Linked DNA regions of Homo sapiens: all the other regions are linked to region 2. Evidence: read pairs that join two places in POLR2A ChIA-PET (ENCODE). Cell type or tissue: GM12878. All regions are shown on one strand. Region 1 overlaps ARHGAP26 (Rho GTPase activating protein 26). Region 2 overlaps ARHGAP26 (Rho GTPase activating protein 26). Region 3 overlaps ARHGAP26 (Rho GTPase activating protein 26).

Region 1 (2,500 bases), 100 kb before region 2:
TCCCACTGTTTGCTGTCTAAATCCAACCTATCCTCAAGATGCATGTTCAAGTGCCAATTTGATCACAAAGCCTTCCTTGATCATCCCAGTTCAAAGTCATCTCTCTTGCCTAGGAATTCCAGCAGCACTTTATCCTGTAGCACCTAGACCATTCAATACAAGTACTTTATGTTTCTGTTATTTCTCATCGTGAAGGGCACGATCCCCTGTAACTCATCTTTAATGTGTTTACATATTGAAGACATTCAGAAAAATCTGTTGAATGGCAGAGAGAGTTAAAAAAAAGCTCAAAAAATGCTTCCACTATCTCTTGTCAGTTTCTCTTTGCACATTGGAATGGCTGCAGCTGAACTTTCTATATGTGATGGAGAACACGGCTGCTGGATATTCTGGTAGGCAAGACAAATTCTTAACCCAGCACCAGTTAAAACAAAACAAAAAAATCCATGAAAATATTATGGTTGGCCTGGCTTAGTCATGCGCTTGCCCCCATACTATTACCATCTCTAGGTCTTAAGGAATTGTGATACACAATCTACATCATTGATGAACAACTCTACAAACAAATGAAATGTAATCATTTGAGCGCCCCTATTCTTATTACAAACAATGGATTTCTTTTTTTTTTTTTTTTTTTTTTTTTTTTTTTTTTTTGAGATGGAGTCTTGCTCTGTCATGCAGGCTGGAGTGCAGTGGTGTGATCTCAGCTCACTGTAACCTCTTCCCCCCCGGGTTCAAGTGATTCTCATGTCTCAGCCTCCCGAGTAGCTGGGATTACAGGCGCATGCCATCAGGCCCAGCTAATTTTTTTTTTTTTTTTTTTTTTTTTAAAGTAGAGATGAGGTTTCAACAATGCTGGCCAGGCTGGTCTCAAACTCTTGACCTCAAGTGATCCACCCACCTTGGCCTCCGAACATGCTGACATTACAAGCATGGGCCACCGTGCCAGGTGAACCAAAGGAAACCTTTCTAAAACACGGCACACATTTTTCTACCTTCAAAGACAGAATATATCAAATGCAATTTACTTGAGGTGAGAAAATTATAAAAATCAATACTGTCTTGTGCTGTTATACAGTTGTGACCAAAGAAGCTGCTGCTGGATTTGAAGGGTAGCTAGTTCTTTATCCAGACCTTTGTATTATTACAGCTTTTATGACTTCAGAAAAAGTTCTTCTGGACTTTGCCTCATCAGCAATTATTAACTTTCTATTCTGTGAATGTAACCACCTTTTGTGGTATGACTGTTACTCCCAAAATACTGGATGGCAGAAAGCCAAGGAGCCAAGTTTGTTGTAATTGTCTGCAAAAGGTATGTCCTGGACTTGGCAGTCTTCGAACGTGCTCTACCTTCAGTTCCTGCTGAAAGGTTGGTAACCCAGTTCACTGTGGCTACAGATGATTAAACTGTAGAATCCCCTGCCTCAAGGTCTCCAGTCCATAGATGCTTTCCCTCAGGGCTGGATGGCAGAGAATTTAGCAAAGCAGCAGGTGAAATTCTAAGGAGAATGAGGCTATGAAAGCACTGGGGCTGTCAGGGGTCATGGCAATCCAAAGCTAAAAGGAAGCAGAAGCTGTGAGGGAGAGTAAAGCCCAGGCACAGAATGGTGGGAAAGAATAAGCCAGAGGGGAGCACTGAGAAGCAGCAACTGGATGTAGAGAGGCCAACACACCAAGTAGCTAAATGGTGGTCATGTGGAGCCAAAAGAGCCACTCCACTCCATTCTGGTCCTCGCCTTCCTCCAAGTGGCTCCACCTCCTTATAGTTCCTGCTCTGCCTGGACCCCAAAGCCCTAAGCAGCCTCTCCTGGATTCCTGGTCTGGGCTTCCTGCCCACACTCCCTCAGTCACCCTGATCTGAGGGTGTCCAACAGGTCTAGAGAGCTGATGAAATTGTGGGCTCTTCCGGCTACTCAGAGAGCTTTTGTGTTCACTGCCAGCTACGTACATGGGGTTGTTCTAGATGAGTTAGGGGAAGGGCGTGTGTTATTCTTTAATTGAGATATGACTGGAACCCAGAGGGCAGCCTCCCTTCTCACCTTGTGCCCATCACGAAGCAGGACTCTGCACCTCAGTACAACCCTCCAAACACATTCCAAATCCCCAGTGCCTGTTAAAAGAGCAACGATGACCATAATTACGGCAGGTAACTTTTACTGAGCCCTGATTATGAGCCAGAAGCCATGCAAAGTGCTCTACATGAACTATTTCATTTCATCCTAACAACCCTAGGAGGTAGATACTACTACTGTTTCCATTTAACAGATGAGGCTTATAGAGGGCAAGGAACTGTTCGTCGTACTCAGAAATAGAAAATCAAACACTACATGTTTTCACTTATAAGCAGGGAATAAATAATACACATCATGCACATAAAGATAGAAATGACAGACACTGGGGATTCCAAAAGTGGGGAGGGTCGGTGGGGTGATGACTAAAGAATTACCCATTGGGTACAACGTTCATTATTGGGTGATGGGTACATTAGAAGCCCAGTCCT
Region 2 (2,500 bases):
TTACAGCCAAAGAACTAATATACAAACTGATTTTTGAGGCCTAGGGTGCCCCATTTTCTCATGGAATATCTGACTTTAATAAAATAGTGACCCTATTCTACCCAATTCTAGGCATCTCCAAGTACATAGCAAGACCTGCTTGCAATACACCAACAAGACCCAACATTTTGTGTTCCTTTACCGCCTACTGAAGAGAATCAAGAATAGTGACTTATAATACCAAATTGGAAACACGAAATAAATCAGGATGCTAAACTGCTGGAAGAAAAACTTTCCTGTGTATGTGTGGAAGCAGAAAAGACTGATACCAAAATTCAAACCCCCTGAACTTTTGTTCAAGCCCTTTCTTGGACTGAAACTGCAAAAGTGAAAAAATATCTACCAAAACAGAATGAAGCTGAATATAGGCATGACCTTCTTTAGAGTATAGATTAATACTTCAATACAGATTTCAGTAACTCGGGAAAGGAAATCCATGTGAAGACTGCTCCCAGGGGGAAACTGGAAGGTCAAGAGGGCCGTTTTCACAGTGGATGGTCATGTTTAATCTGGGAATGACATCTGAGAGGGCAGTCAAACTGAGTAAAACAGAAGGAAAGTCAGACTCCCCCACAAAGGGAAACATCTCAAAGATCACAAAGATGAGTGGAAATTTCCAGACCACGCAGACAAAGATGAGTCTTCATGATATAACGCGCCATCCCCCTCCAGGAAATTAAGAGTTATTAAACTCTAGCAAAGACAGCTGCATCGGAGATGAAATCAGCCTTGCGACACCAAGAAGCAGAAGCGGGAGGGGGAGGGGCAGAGGAGGGGGAGGGGGAGGTAACCTCCATGGAAATCAGCCCTACGTGGCTTGTTCCTTCAAACAGGTGCACCACCCCACAGAGCATTTGAATCACGAAGAGCCCTGATATTCACAGGGAAGTGTGAGACTTGCAATAAGGTAGGACCTGAAACCAGATATGAACAGCTCTTTCTCCCAGCTGCCCCTGTGCTGGCTCATCTTCTGCTAGGAAGGGAGAGATGCTCAGCCCTTTGGGCCAAATGCACACAAACTGCTAAGCAAACACAAGCAAGGCAAAAATAAACACATGCACACACAGAAATCTCCCAAGTGGACAAGAGCTGTGTGTGCTATGTTTTCAGCATCCAGCCCTCAGGGTTTTGCTTGCCAATAACAAAACTATGAAGAAAGCCCCATCTAGTCAGCAAGAATGACTTATTTTGGTTTCAACAACTGCCCCAATTTCCCATACCCTAAAACCAGCTCTATCATCTTCTTTCTCCCGTTCCCGGATTTCTCCAACAGATTGTAGAAATTAACATTTATGGAAGGTGTATTATGTGCCAGGCACTCTTCTAAGAACTTTGTGTAGATTAATTTAATCTGCACAACTCTAAAAGGGTGGGCACTATTACTGTATTACTTTAGGTTTTCCAGAAAGAAGAGACTTGAAGTATAGTCACGCATCGCTTAACAATGGAGATATGCTGAGAAATATGTCATTAGGCAATTTCATTGCTGTGTGAACATCATAGAGTGCATTTGCACAAACCCAGATAGATGGTCGAGCCTGCTGCACACCTAGGCTCTGTGGTATAGCCTATTGCTCCTCGGCTACAAACCCACACAGCATGTTTGTACTGAACACTGTAGGCAACTGTGACACAATGGGAAGTACTTGTGCATCTAAACATAGCTAAACATAGAAACTATAGAGTAAAAACATGATATAATCTTAAGGGACCACTGTCATATATGTGGTTCATCGTTGATAGACACGTTGTTATGTGGCGCATGACTGTACATAAAGGCTTACCTGACACTACTTTACCAGGGGATTCTTGGGGGAATGAGGCGGAGAAGAGAAGCTAGACCCCACCTGGTTCAAGCACTAACACAATTGCTCAATCTCTTGAGACCATCTTCAAAGAGGCTGTTGAACAATTGCTTCTGAGATACTCAGCTCCCTTCTCCCACTGGCCAAAGGTTTTCCCCTCAGAGTTTTTTAACTTCCCCTTGTCCCAGCGTATCCGTGTGTGAATGCCATTTTGTGTCATGCCTCCCTAGGGTGGGAGGTAAGAAACGCAGGCATGAGGCTCCAGGCTACCAGGCTGCACTTGCAGGAAGGGCAGCGGAGCCCACACAGAAGTGGTCATCTCAGTGGTGGCTGCAATACAAACAGGAGAAGCCAAGAAAACCTGATGTGCGAAGTTAAAACTTTCTGATACAATTATTATCATCTTTTTCAGATTAGGAAACTCAGGCAGAGAGAAATAATTCACATGCAAGGTTACATAAGAGATGAGATCAAAATCAGGCAGTTTGGCTACAGAATGTTCTCTCTTCACCACTGTGCTCTTATGCCCCATGGATTAACTTCATATACGTAGAAGTCTGCCAGCTGCCACGTTTCAGCCACAATTGTTCTGAAGAGCTGGTGAGTAACCAGTCAATGTAAGAACATAAGTATCGCAGATAACACTCATGATGCAA
Region 3 (2,500 bases), 95 kb before region 2:
AGAGTCTGACTGCTGTCTGGGATGATTACCTTGGCCATGGCCATCACTAACATGTAGATCTTGTCTCTATTGGATTAGCATGTCCAGGATTCCCATGACTCCACTTCTTGATTTCTGATTTCTTGCCAGTTTATTTTCACTGTGACAACTGAACATTTTAAGTGCTGTCATGGGATGACTAAGGACATATTTCCTCTAATTCTACTTCCACGCAAAGGATCAAGGGAAAAATGGGAAAGGGGATTGCGTGTGTGTGTGTGTGTGTGTGTGTGTGTATGTGTGTGTTTGGGAGTAGAGTGTCTGTTTCTCCTCCAGAAGAAGCAGAGTTATATGGAGCTCCTACCATGCTACCATGAGGTCTATGCTGTAAGGCACAGTATATGGATGCTACAGAGGGGATGCAGGCTTCCCCCGAGACAGAGCAGAAGCCAACACATTCATTTGAAGAAATCTCTCTTGTGCTTCAGCTTTGGATTTACCAACCTTCCAGCAGCATTGCGCAAGTCAAAGTGCTGGAGTTAGTGGGCTTTACTCATCTTTGTCTGTGACGTCTGATATGATGACAGACTTGCCAATTTCATTCTCCTTTTCTATCTCAGGGCCATCATCCTTAAATTCTAGTCTGCAAGTTTCACCTACTTAAGTTTTTGAAGGTTTTCAATACAGTGGTAAACAAAATAGACTGAACAGGGCTTTCCAATTTGCTCGAAACCCAGAATGATTTCTATCTCACTGCTTTGGTAACTACAAAACAAAACAAAAAGCCTCTTTTTAGCATAATCACAAACAATATCACTTCTACCCTTACAACAGAAGCTGAAAAGGATTATAAAATTACTAAAATGTCCCAATTTTCATTAGCACAAAGCAGGTGATCTTATTGTCCTACAGGCAGGGGATGGTGACAAATATGGGTGATTTAAGCAGTAAGTCTGAGCTTACCAGGGCAACTGCTAATTATTATTGAGTAACTCTAGTATATCTCCATAAAGGTCAGGAGTTAAGGTTTTTCCATTATATATTCTGCTTTAAAATGGAGCTTTCAAAGGAAATTGGGTAGATAGCAGATGGAGAATGACAGATGAAGATCAGGTGAAAGAACTATATATAGCTCAACATAATTGAACTACTTACATTTCACAATGTTGGTTGGGGGCTGGAGGAGGAGTTCATGAGTAGCTGCTCAATGTTAACATTGACTTTCTGGTTTCTTAAGTTAGGGCTCCCTAATTTTAATAGGAAATCTGAGGCCGGGTGCAGTGGCTCATGCCTGTAATCCCTGCACTTTGGGAGGCCAAGACGGGTGGATCACCTGAGGTCAGGAGTTTGAAACCAGTCTGGCCAACACGGTAAAACCCCGTCTCTGCTAAAAATACAACAGTTAGCCAGGTGTGGTGCTGCGTGCCTGTAATCCCAGCTACTCATGAGGCTGAGGCATGAGAATCACTTGAAACTAGGAGGTGGAGGTTGCAGTGAATTGAGATCGCTCCACTGCACTCCAGCCTGAGCAACAAGGTAAGAGACTCCATCTCAAAAAAAAAAAAAAAAAAAAAAATCTGAAATAGCCCAGAGGCTGGGGTCTAACTGGTTCTACTCAGCTTCCTGAGCGAGAGCTCAGTTAACTCCATATGTGATTTCTTCTGCTGTGCCAACAGTTACCACTTACTACACTGACACAGAGCCCTGGGCGAGGCCAGCCTGGAGAGAGGGAGCCATTTGGCCATTGATGGAATGATTCAATGACCAATGGCCTTAATTTCATTTTCACTTAAAATATACCAGGCCAGGCACAATGACTCACACCTGTAATCCCAGCACTTTGGGATGCCGAGGTGGGAGGATCTCTTGCATCCAGGGGACTAGCCTGGGCGACATAGCAAGACCCCATCTCTACAAAAAATAAAAAATTAGCTGGGTATGGTGGCACATGCCTGGGACTATCCAGCTACTCAGGAGCTAAGGTGGAAGGATCGCTTGAGCCTAAGAGGTTGAGGCTGCAGTGAGCTGTGATTGCACCACTGAACTCAGCCTGGGAAACAGAGTGAGACCCTGTCTAAAAAGAAAAAAAAAGAAAGAAAAAAAAACCACCAAAAGCAACAACTTCTTGGTAAAGGCCTTACTCTTCTGTCAAATAGCATCTCATTTAGACTCCTAGCTATTGAGGTAACACAAAAAAGTTTAAGGTTAAAAAGAAAAATCTTGGCCAGGCATGGTGGCTCATGCCTGTAATCCCAGCACTTTGGGAGGCTGAGGCAGGTGGATCGTGAGGTCAGGAGATTGAGACCATCCTGGCTAACACGGTGAAACTCCATCTCTACTAAAAATAAAAAAAATTAGCAAGGTGTGGTGGCGGGCACCTGTAGTCCCAGCTATTCAGGAGGCTGAGGCAGGAGAATGGTGTGAACCCAGGAGGCAGAGCTTGCAGTGAGCCGAGATTGCACCACTGCACTCCAGCCTGGGTGACAGAGCGAGACTCCGTCTCAAAAAAAAAAAAAAAAAG

Evidence for each region. ChIA-PET counts read pairs that join two places held together with the same protein. Peaks named below come from ENCODE experiments on the same cell type or tissue, not always from the same donor. Only the 100,000 strongest peaks of a DNase experiment are listed, where the experiment ranks them.
Region 1: POLR2A ChIA-PET joins it to region 2 with 6 read pairs; 3 of 35 experiments call an interaction of 5 or more read pairs at or near these places.
Region 3: POLR2A ChIA-PET joins it to region 2 with 6 read pairs; 3 of 35 experiments call an interaction of 5 or more read pairs at or near these places.

What each region holds. Positions count from the first base shown.
Region 1 is chr5:143,165,637-143,168,136 of GRCh38, reverse strand. All of the region lies in intron 20 of ARHGAP26 (Rho GTPase activating protein 26), which reads right to left. Among named protein-coding and RNA genes, the nearest start is that of ARHGAP26-IT1, 26 kb to the left of the region's middle. In GM12878, no CTCF peak of the experiment used is centred here; a DNase peak (open chromatin) is centred at 1,323.
Region 2 is chr5:143,065,339-143,067,838 of GRCh38, reverse strand. The region is part of intron 17 of ARHGAP26 (Rho GTPase activating protein 26); the gene reads right to left. Among named protein-coding and RNA genes, the nearest start is that of ARHGAP26-IT1, 130 kb to the left of the region's middle. In GM12878, no CTCF peak of the experiment used is centred here; a DNase peak (open chromatin) is centred at 1,034; H3K4me3 peaks cover 320 bases; H3K27ac peaks cover 2,500 bases.
Region 3 is chr5:143,160,060-143,162,559 of GRCh38, reverse strand. The region is part of intron 20 of ARHGAP26 (Rho GTPase activating protein 26); the gene reads right to left. Among named protein-coding and RNA genes, the nearest start is that of ARHGAP26-IT1, 31 kb to the left of the region's middle. In GM12878, no CTCF peak of the experiment used is centred here; no DNase peak of the experiment used is centred here.